Regions from separate parts of the Homo sapiens genome. Here region 1 is linked to region 2. Evidence: read pairs that join two places in POLR2A ChIA-PET (ENCODE). Cell type or tissue: MCF 10A. All regions are shown on one strand. Each heading gives the region's core, and the rest is flanking DNA. Links, peaks and the distances in the headings are about the cores only.

Region 1 (5,391 bases), core at 174-5,173, 93 kb after region 2:
TCACGTGGTGTTGGGGAGATGGAGGCTGGAGCTCAGGCTCTGCTAAATAGGAAGAGCCTTGGTAAACATACTATGGTTTGAGCTGAGACTCCAGAAAAGCTGTTTTAGGAATAAAGGCTAGACCTCAGGATTGAGGGCAAAATTGAAATATGCCACCTTAACAAAGCCTAAAATAAACTATGGTCAGCATTAAGTTGGTTTGCTGATACTGTTTGCCTGTGAAAAGAAAATCTTATTTTGAGGAAAATGACATGAACAATCTTTAATAAGCAACATCTATATTTAAACAAAATTCTGACACCCGCTTTTCCTTTTTTAAAATGAGAACTAAATGACCAAAAAAGAACAAATGACAGAGAGAGAGAGAGAGAGACAGAAAAAGAGAAAAATAACAGACAATGGAAATAATTCCAGAGATAATTCAGGTATACAGGGATTTTTAAATTACTATAATTAATGTTCTAGAAGATAGAAAAAGAATCATGAAAATTTTATCAAAGATAAAAATTCCTTTTCCACATGCAGAAGAATAAAATTAGATCTTTATGTTACACCATATACAAACAAATTCAAAATGAATAAAGACTTAAATGTAAGAACTGAAATTATGTAACTCTAAAAGAAAACATAGGGGAAAGCTCCATGACATTGGTCTGGACAATGATGTTTTTGGATATGACTCCAAAGCACAGGCAACAAAAGCAAAAACAGATAAATTGAATTATATCAAATTTAAAAGCTCTGCACAGAAAAGGAACAATCAACAGAATCAAGAGACAATCTACAGAATGGGAGAAAATATTTGCAAATCATACATCTGATAAGGAGTTAATATGCAAAATACATAAACTCAACTCAGTAACAACAATAAATACATAAACAACTCAATAACAAGAAATTAAATAACCTGATTTTTAAAACAGATGACCAGAATGAACTTTTCTCAGGAAAAGACATACAAAAGGCCAACAGTTATATGAAAATATGCTCAATATTGCTAATCATTAGGAAAATGCAAATTAAAACCACACCTATTAGAAGGGCTATTTTAAAAAAAACAACAACAAAGAAATTTTGGCAAGGATGTGAAAAAAAAGGAACCCCTGCACACTGTTGGTGCAAATGTAAATCATTATAGCCACTATGGAAAACAGTAGGGAAGTTCTTTAAAAAAATTAAAAATAGAAGTACCATATGATCTGGAAGTCCTAATACTGGGTATATATCCAAAGGAATGAAATCAGTATCTTAAAGAGATATATGCACTCCCATTTTCATTGCAGCATTATTCATAATAGCCAAGATACAGAATTAACCTAAGTGTCCAACAACAGACAAATGAATAAAGAAAATGTGGTATACATACACAATGAAATACTATTCAGCCTTAAAAAAGAAGATAATCCTGTCATTTGCCACAACATGGATGAAACTGGAGGTCATTATGCTTAGTGAAATATGCCACGTATAGAAAGACAAATACTACATGATCTCATTTATATACTGAATCTAAAATACCTTGAACTCAAAGAAGCAGAGAGTACAATGATGGTTACCATGAGCTGGGGCTGCAGGTCCAGAAGAGATTAGAAAGACGTTGCTTAAAGGATACAGAGTTTAAGCTAGGAGAAATAAGTTCAAGAGATCTGTTGTACAACATGGTGACTCTAGTTAATAACGATGTATTGTACACTTGAAAATTGCTAAGGGAGGAGATTTTAAGTGTTCTCACCACAAATAAATGATAAACGTGAGGAAATGCATACATTAATTAGCGTGATTTAGCCATTCCAAAATGTATACATATTTGAAAACATCATTTTGTATGCCACGAATTTTTTAAAAAGATAAGGATCCTTAATAAGTCAAATGAAATAAAATAGAGATTGAGATCCAATATTTCCCACTTTCTATGCTGAGGAATATTAGCGATTTTTCTCTCTTTGCTAATTTCTTCTTCTCTTTGATTACTTCCACCCCCTAACTCACCTTTGATTTTCAAAACAATTGTCATTTTATGCTGTCATGGTGAGCACAAAAGACACCTGTAGTTTTAAAATTCAATCTACTGATTTTTTTTAAAAGACATGAAAAGGATTTCAAGATGAGGCAACATATTTAACAGAAACAATATATGTTTTAAACTCTGATACCTATGTTGAAACTCTGACCCAGCCACCTGCAAGTATGTGTGAACATACACACGTGATTTAACCATTCTGAATTTGTTTTCTCTTCCATAAAAATAGATCAAGACTTACCTTAAAGATTTGTCTTAAGCAATAAATGAGATGCTTTACATAGGTAGAGTGCTTAACACATAAAACATAGCCAGTAAATGTTGGTACCTACTCTGCTGTTTGCTATCAACAATGGAGAGAAGCATATATGCAAAACTGGTCATCTTGAACCTCATAATGGGATATTATCTACATACTTACTGTCATTAGATAGCCCCAACCAAGATAAAATAATACACAATTTAAGTTTTCTTTCTACCTTTCAAAGCAGAGAATACTAATGATTGACATGAATATCTGCACAATATGGGTTGGTCCAAACCATAGCTTCTTAAGTACATAGGAAAAAAATCAAGAGTTACAAATATCTGGGACAAAGCTCAAGACAGCATATAAAGGCTTGTTGTTACACAATGCTATGCATGCCTTGGCTTGCCTTTCAACAATCATTCCTATTAAATCATGTCTCTCTCTGAGACATCTAATGAAGTCATGTTCACGATCAGCTTAATCACAGGATGCAGTATAGTACATATTTTGACAGGAAAGCTGTTTGTCTAATACGAAACTTGCAGCAAATATATAATTGCATAAAATGTTCATTATGCTTTCAGTGTGACAATCCTTCGCTTGAATCCTTTTATGCATATTTACTCACTTTAAGATAGACTGTTTTGTGTACCATTAAATAAAAGATTATTTTTAAGCAAAATCTATGTCAAGCAATTGGAGTAGTGAACAATTACAAACACAGCAAACTGAACCATATACTTCATCTGGAAATCTTTAAATTCTGGAGAAATCACACATCTCTACCTAATGTTATATATAACTGAAATGGATTGTAGTTTTAAGCATATGAAAAGAAACAAGAAAGAAACTGAGTTGAGAAGTCATTCATGAAAAATATTTTCCTAGAATGTTAATAACAAACTCTAGGTTTGGCTTCTCGCTAATTATTTAATTGCTTAACTGGTGGCTGAATATTCACGTCTTAGATATTCAGAGACTTTTTAAGGTGAGGTCATGACATCTGCCTTTACTGTTACAAATGATCTCCAGGCCCAATGTTATTAGGTCTTAGCACTAATTAGAAATGGGACTTACATCACTCTCATGACCTTCTCGGAGGTTGTATGTGAGGTCATGCTGAATGTCTTCCACGAATTTGTGAGCATATTCTGGGTAAAGGTCTAGCACTTCAAAGAGTCCTTTGAGGATGATACACTGGAGATCACAGTAGGTTAAAGCCTTTACATCTGCATTGGTCTTGATCACTTGGTCCTTAATTGATAGATTTGCTCCAATTAAATCCCCTTTCCCTAGAAAGAGAGAGAGAGATCATTTTCAAAAAAAAAAAGCAAGCTTAGGACTGATAACCTCATTTGACTTACAGGCTTCATTTTTCAGTGAGATTACACTGAAAAGAGAAGAATGTTTACCTTGGGGCAGGGCTTTTCAACTTTGGCATACAATAGCATCATACCTGGGCTTTAGCTTTTATTTGTTTTATGGCCATTATGCTCAATTTCATAAAGAACCAACAACTAACAAATTTTAACTAACAACAACAAGCAGCAAGCAAGCTATATCTTTGGAATGTTATTATGACAAATGGCCTCTACTTCCCATTCAACAATTTTTTTAACTTTTAAATTTTTTATTGTACCCAGCATTGTTTAAAATTTTTATTTTTTATTGTGCCCAGCATTTGTGGAAGCAAAGTCCCTGGTATGTAGCAGGCTTCAATACAAGTCTGTTTTATCAGATTTGACAGTAAAAGAAAACATGTCAAATTGACTATGAATATCTGAGTTTTTCATAAATATGTATGTCAAATAAAAAATAGAGTTTTAAAATTATTAGATTACAACTAGGTATTATCTTCAAGTTAGTACTGGACTTAAACCTTGAAATTTAGCCTATTTTGGTAGAAGAAAAAGTAGACTAAAATCTATATTTATAGACACTAGGAATAATACATAGCCACATGGTGTGGAAGAATTTAAGTCTGATTTATTGTTGTCAATATTGCTAAACTTGGAAATTTTGTTTCTTGTATATTTCATTAGAAATCTAACTTGCTGCTCAAAACTCAAAGTTGGATACTGATGCAGGATGTAAATATAGCCAAAATGTTTTGAATACAGCAAATTTTTAAATTTTGTATATTTGAGGAGAATTTATCATGATGCAGTCTCTTGCACAATAAGCATTCACATTCTCTGCTAAGCAACTAGTGTCTGCAATAACTTTCGGGTCATCATACTTTTCATACTTTGGGTTGCCATGGTATGGCTATTTCAGTCACAATGACATTAGCTATAAAAACAGCACCAACATCCTGCCAATCTTGGCATCCTAGAAAGAATTCCACTTCATTTATTCGTTCAATGAATATTTATGGAGAACTGACCACGCGTGCTGGACCTTGTATTGAGTCCTGGCAAGCAGGTACTGGTGAATACCATGTTGGTATTCACCTCATTACCTAAAACTACCTCACTAATTTTACAGTCTTGTGGCCTTCTTACTGTCTAGATTTAGGACCTTTAGTTAAGTTTTTAAGTAACTTTGGGTCTCAGTATCCTTATTTCTAAAAGATGAGAAAGATTTCCTTGTGGGCTCCATTTTTCAGCATTATACTATTGATCTTTGCTAATCAGTTACTCTTTCATTGAAAAACATAAGGTGATGGGATGCATCTGCAAACCACCCAGGTTAGAGCTATAACTTACGTTTAGTTATAATTAGGCAGACTAATGTTCTGTGGAGAGTACATTTATTCAGGCTTTGCCATTTTCTTTTAAAACAATGAAGAAATTGGTGGGGGAAACACTATTACCTGGACATGAAATCAAGGTGTACAAGGCAAACACATTCTAGCCCCATAACAAATTCCTGCCCCTACCCTTTCCAGGTATCAGATTAAGAAATGTCTGCACATCTTGACTGGACAAGAAAGTTGCTAGAACAAGTTTATGGTTGGACAGCTGTTGTGAGGAAGAAGAACATTAGCTTTTTTTCATTGGCAGAGTGAACATGTGCTAAATATCTACAGGTCAAGTATAATGTCATGTACTTGCTAAGTTTATCAAAGTATTATTGATTTGAATTAGCCCTATAAGGCAATATTGCTATAGGGAAAGTA
Region 2 (5,391 bases), core at 66-5,065:
TTCCCAGACAAACAAAAGCTGAAGGATTTTATTAACAATAGACCTATCCTAAAAGAAATGCAAAACAGAGTTCTTCAATTTGAAAGAAAAGGATGTTGGCCAGGTACGGTGGCTCATGCCTGTAATCCTAGCACTTTGGGGGGCCGAGGCAGGTAGATTGCCTGAGGTCAGGAGTTCAAGACCAGCCTGACCAACATGGAGAAACCCTGACTCTACTAAAAATACAAAATTAGCCGGGCGTGATGGTGCATGCTTGTAATCCCAGCTACTTGGGAGGCTGAGGCAGGAGAATCACTTGAATCCAGGAGGCGGAGGTTGTGGTGAGCCAAGATTGTGCCATTGTACTCCAGCTTGGGCAACAAGAGTGAGCCTCTGTCTCAAAAAAAAGAAAAAAAAAGTTTGTTAATGAGCCTGAAGAAACCATCTGAAGGTACAAAATTCCATCGTAATAGTAAGTACACAGAAAAACACAAAATTTTATAACACTGTAATTGTGGTATATACAGTACTTTTATCTTCAGTAGAATGACTAAATGATGAACCAATCAAACATATAATAATAACTACAAAAACTTTTCAAGACGTAGAGAGTAAAATAAGATGTGAAGAGAAACAACAAAAAGTTAAAAAGCAAGGGGACAAAGTGAAAGTGTAGAGTTTTTGTTTTCTTTTTGCATATTTGTTTGTTTATGTAATAAGTTTTAAGTGTCATCAACTTAAAATAATAGGTTATAGGATAGTATTTTCAAGGCCTCAAATCAAAAAGCATACAATGGATACACAATAAAAAGCAAGAAATTAAAGCATACCAGCAGAGAAAACCACTTTCACTAAAAGGAAGATAGGAAGAAAGGAAAGAAGAGAGAGAAGACTGCAAAACAACCAGAAAACAAATGGCAAGAGGCAGGAGTAAGTCCCTACTTATCAATAATAACATTGAATTTAAATGGAATAAATTCACTAATCAAAAGACATAGAGTAGCTGAATGGATGAAAAAATAAGACTCAGTGACCTGTTGCCTACAAGAAACACACTTTACCTATAAAGATACACATAGACTGAAAATAAAGGTATTAAAAAAGATATTCCATGGGCCAATGGAAACAAAAAAAGAGCAGGAGTAAGACAAAAACTGTAAGAAGAGACAAAGAAATTTATTTTATAATGATAAAGGGGTCAGCTTAACAAGAGGCTATAATGATTGTAAATCTATGTGTACCCAACATTGAAGCACCCAGATATGTAAAGGAAATATCATTAAAGCTAAAGAAAGAGACAGACCTCAATACAATAATAGCTGGAGACTTCAAGATTCCACTTTCACATTGGATACATCTCCCAGATAGAAAATCAACAAAGAAACATCAGACTTAATGTGTACTATAGACCAAATGGACCTAATCAATATTTACAGAACATTTCATCCAGTGGCTGCAAAATACACATTTTTTCTCAGCACAAGGATCATTCTCAAGGATAGACCATATGTTAGGTCACAAAACAAGTCTTAAAACATTCAAAAAAATTGAAATAATATGAAACATCTTCTCTGACCACAATGGAATAAGACTAGAAATCAATAACGAGGAATTTTGGAAACTATAGAAACACCTAGAAATTAAACATTATGTCTGAATGATTAGCGGGTTATTGAAGAAAATAAGAAGGAAATTGAAAAATTTCTTGAAACAAATGATAATGGAAACACAACATACCAAAACCTATGGGATGCAGCAAAAACAGTACTCAGAAGTTTATAGCTATAAGCGCCTATGTTTAAAAAGAGGAAAAACAGCAAGTAAACAATTTAATGATGCATCTTAAAGAATTAGAAAAGCAAGAGCTAACTAAACCCAAAATTAGTAGAAAAAAAGAAATAATAAGGATCAGAGTGTAAATAAATGAATTTGAAATGAAGAAAAATAAGCAAAAGATCAATGAAACCAAAAACTGTTTTTTTGAAAAGACAAGCAAAATTGACAAATCTTTAGCCAGACAGATGAAGAAAAAAAGGGAGAAGACTCAGATAAAAATGAATAAAGAGACATTACAACTGATATCACAGAAATTCAAAGGATCTTAAGTGAGCAACTGTATGACAATAAATTGGAAAATCTAGGGGAAATAAATTCCTAGACACAACCTACCAAGTTTAAACCATGAAGAGATCCAAAACCTTAACAGACCAATAACAAGTAACAAGATCAAAATTGTCATGTAAAGTGTCCCAGTAAATAAATACCTGGGACCCAATTGCCCCACTGCTGAATTCTACCAAACCTTTAAATAACTCACCTGTAATCCCCAAAATTTGGGAAGCTGAAGCAGGAGAATCACTTGAGTCCAGGAGTTCGAGACCAGTCTGGGCAACATGGCAAGACCCCATCTCTACAAAAAGTACAAAAATTAGCCAGGCTTGGTGGTACATGCCTGTTGTCCTAGCTACTGGGGAGGCTGGGGTAGGGAGATTGCTTGAGACAGGGAGTTTGAGATTGCAGTGAGCCATGATTGTACCACTGCACTCCAGCTTGGATGAAAGAGTAAGACCCTATCTCAAAAAAATGAATAAATAAAAATATCTAATACAAATCCTACTCAAACTATTCTGAGAAATAGAGGAGGGAGTACTTCTGAACACATTTTATGAGGTCAGTATTACCCTGATACCAAAACCGGACAAAAACACATCACAAAAGGAAACTACAGGCCAACATCTTTGATTAATATTCATGAAAAATCCTCAACAAAATAGTAGGAAACTGCATGAAACAATACATTAAACAGATCATTCATCATGACCAAATGGGATTTATCCCAGGGACACAAAGATGTTTCAAAATATGTGAATATTTCAATGTTATACATCATATCAACAGAATGGAGGACAAAATCCTATGATCATTTCAATGGAGGCTGAAAAGCATTTGATAAAATGCAACATCCTTCATGATTAAAAAAAAAAACCCTTTGAAAAACTGAGTATAGAAGAAACATAATACCACATAATAAAAGTCGTATATGGCAGACCCACAGCTAGTGTCATACTGAATCATAGAACCAGAATTGGAACCCAGGTATGTTAGACTTCAAAATTCATGCCTTTCTAAGCTTTAAAAAAAGGCAAGAAAGAATGTTTGGGAAAGATTCTCAGGTACTGGATTCTGAGATTTTAACATGCTAGGGTAAAAGATCAGAAGGAATTTCTGAGGGTTCAGGGACCATAAACCCAAGAAGATAAGAGATTAGTATTAAGTACAAGATGTTAGTGCAGAAATTGGTAGAAACAGGAGCTATGAACACAATTCAATGTATGTCTTGAAATTTATTTTATATTTCTACAAAGAATTGAGAAGGAATGGTATTGAGAAGTTGAATGATCCAAGGGAAGATCCTTTGATACTAGATTCTATTATTGGTTCTTCCACTTGTATGTAATATGACCTCTCTCAGACTTCCTTATGAATAAAGTGGAGCTAATAATACTGTAGTTACTGGGGTAAAAATGAGATGGAAACTATGAGATCAGTGTAAGATGGACAGTGGAACCATTTGCCAAGAGGCTTGGAAACCAAGCAAACCAATCAGCATGGTTGAAGGGTTGCAGGTACTGAGATAACTATGGGAAATAGAAACCTAGTCAATTATATTGTAATAGGATGGTCTGGCTGAAAGGGGCAAAAAAAAATCAGAAAAGTTTTCCAGTCCTGTGCATCAGAGGGAACATTGCTTTTTAGTCTTTTCTTAGACTAAGAGCTGTTCAACTCTGGATGACATATCTATTAAGCTGCTGTATTCCTTTTTACCTATGTCATGCTCACCAAGCAATCCTATGCCCATAACGTTTTTTTCCTTTTTTCTTGTTTTTTGTTTTGTGCTACTTTTATGCTGAGAAGGGATGTTTTGGTTTCTGCTCAATTTAAGGGCATATCCCCGCCATTCTTATTGTATTAGCTATCTACTTGCTGTGTAACAAATTATACTGAAATTTAGCAGTATAAAACAACACATATTTATTATTTTACAGATTGTGCGGGTCTGGAATTTGAGCACAGCTTGACTAGATCCTCTGTCAGGGTTTCACAGGCTGCCATTAAGATATAAGCAGGGACTTTATTGCACAGTTTGTGACTATAGTTAATAACAATGTATTATAATCTTGAAATTTGTTAATAGAGTAGATTTCAAGTATCCTCACCACAAATAAAATATAAGTATTTGAGATAATACATATGTTAATTAGTCATTCTACAATGTGTACATATTTCAAAACATCATGTTGTATACCACAAATATGTATAGCTTTTGTGTATCAACTTTAAAAATTAAAAAAAAATATAGTCAGTGGCTTCAAGGTTGAACTCAAGGGCCAACTGGAGAAGGATCAGCCCCAGGCTCACTCAGTGGTTGTTGATAAGATTCAATTCTCTTCCATCTACTGGGATGAAGGCCTCAGTTCCTTACTGGATGTTGGCCAGAGGCTGTCCTCAGTCCTTTGCCTTGTGATACTTTCTATCACAGTAACTGAGAAGAACCTGAGAGAGAAAATACCAGCAAGAGAGAAGTCACAGTCTTTTGTTACCTAATAATGGAAGTGATATCACATTATATTTGCTGTATTCTATATGTTAGAAGAAAGTCATTAGGTTCAGCCTACACTCAAGGGGAGAGGATTTCACAAGTGTGCACACCAGGAAGTAAGGATCATTGGGGCTATGCCAGAAGCTGCTTTTCGCACTTAGCTATCTACAACTGTTGTAGTGAAGGGAGGAGTCATGACTATTGAAACTAATGCAGATGCTTACTTAGAAAAAAATCTGAAGCCCCCTTTATTCTGTCAAATATCCTCTCTGTAAATGAAAAGTTGAGCTGTGTGTTTCTCAATAAATGTATCACAGCAAGTGAATCACCCCTTCTGATTTGATTCAGAGCAATAAAAAAGCAATCACACTATACCTTTGCTTTTACGGTGGTGTCTGATATAGCCCTCTCTGAGTAGCCTACTTCTGAGCAGACCCAAGTGAATAATGTAAGCCAAGGTCCCCTGACATATGGTTTTTAGAGTATATTTACACTCCATGTGAGTCAACAACCTTGATATTTGGCAGAAGTCTCTTGAGCAGATGATGGAAATATTTTATCTCACATTTAAGCCAACTTCCTTGTGTTGATATTTCAAGTATAGGCATGAATTGAAGAGAGAAAGGGAAGAGGGCAACAAGGAAGGAATGGGAGGAGGGGTGGCAAAGAAGGGCAGAGAAATTTTCTGTTTAGTCTCAAGCTTTATAAATAACAAGGGTTTGGTTCTAAAAGAAAGCTTCAGTGGCAAACCTAAGAATCTGGGACCTCCATAAAAAATTTATGTTTAAACAAGAAATAGTTCAAGTGGGGAC

Evidence for each region. Peaks named below come from ENCODE experiments on the same cell type or tissue, not always from the same donor. Only the 100,000 strongest peaks of a DNase experiment are listed, where the experiment ranks them.
Region 1: POLR2A ChIA-PET joins it to region 2 with 5 read pairs; 2 of 35 experiments call an interaction of 5 or more read pairs at or near these places.

What each region holds. Positions count from the first base shown.
Region 1 is chr3:19,454,939-19,460,329 of GRCh38, reverse strand. KCNH8 (potassium voltage-gated channel subfamily H member 8) reads right to left here. Exons shown (of 16, transcript NM_144633.3): 11 at 3,348-3,562. All of the region lies in intron 1 of LOC105376982 (a long non-coding RNA gene), which reads left to right. Among named protein-coding and RNA genes, the nearest start is that of MIR4791, 140 kb to the right of the region's middle. In MCF 10A, for the core only: no CTCF peak of the experiment used is centred there; a DNase peak (open chromatin) is centred at 2,659.
Region 2 is chr3:19,547,574-19,552,964 of GRCh38, reverse strand. No RefSeq gene overlaps it. Among named protein-coding and RNA genes, the nearest start is that of MIR4791, 240 kb to the right of the region's middle. In MCF 10A, for the core only: no CTCF peak of the experiment used is centred there; no DNase peak of the experiment used is centred there.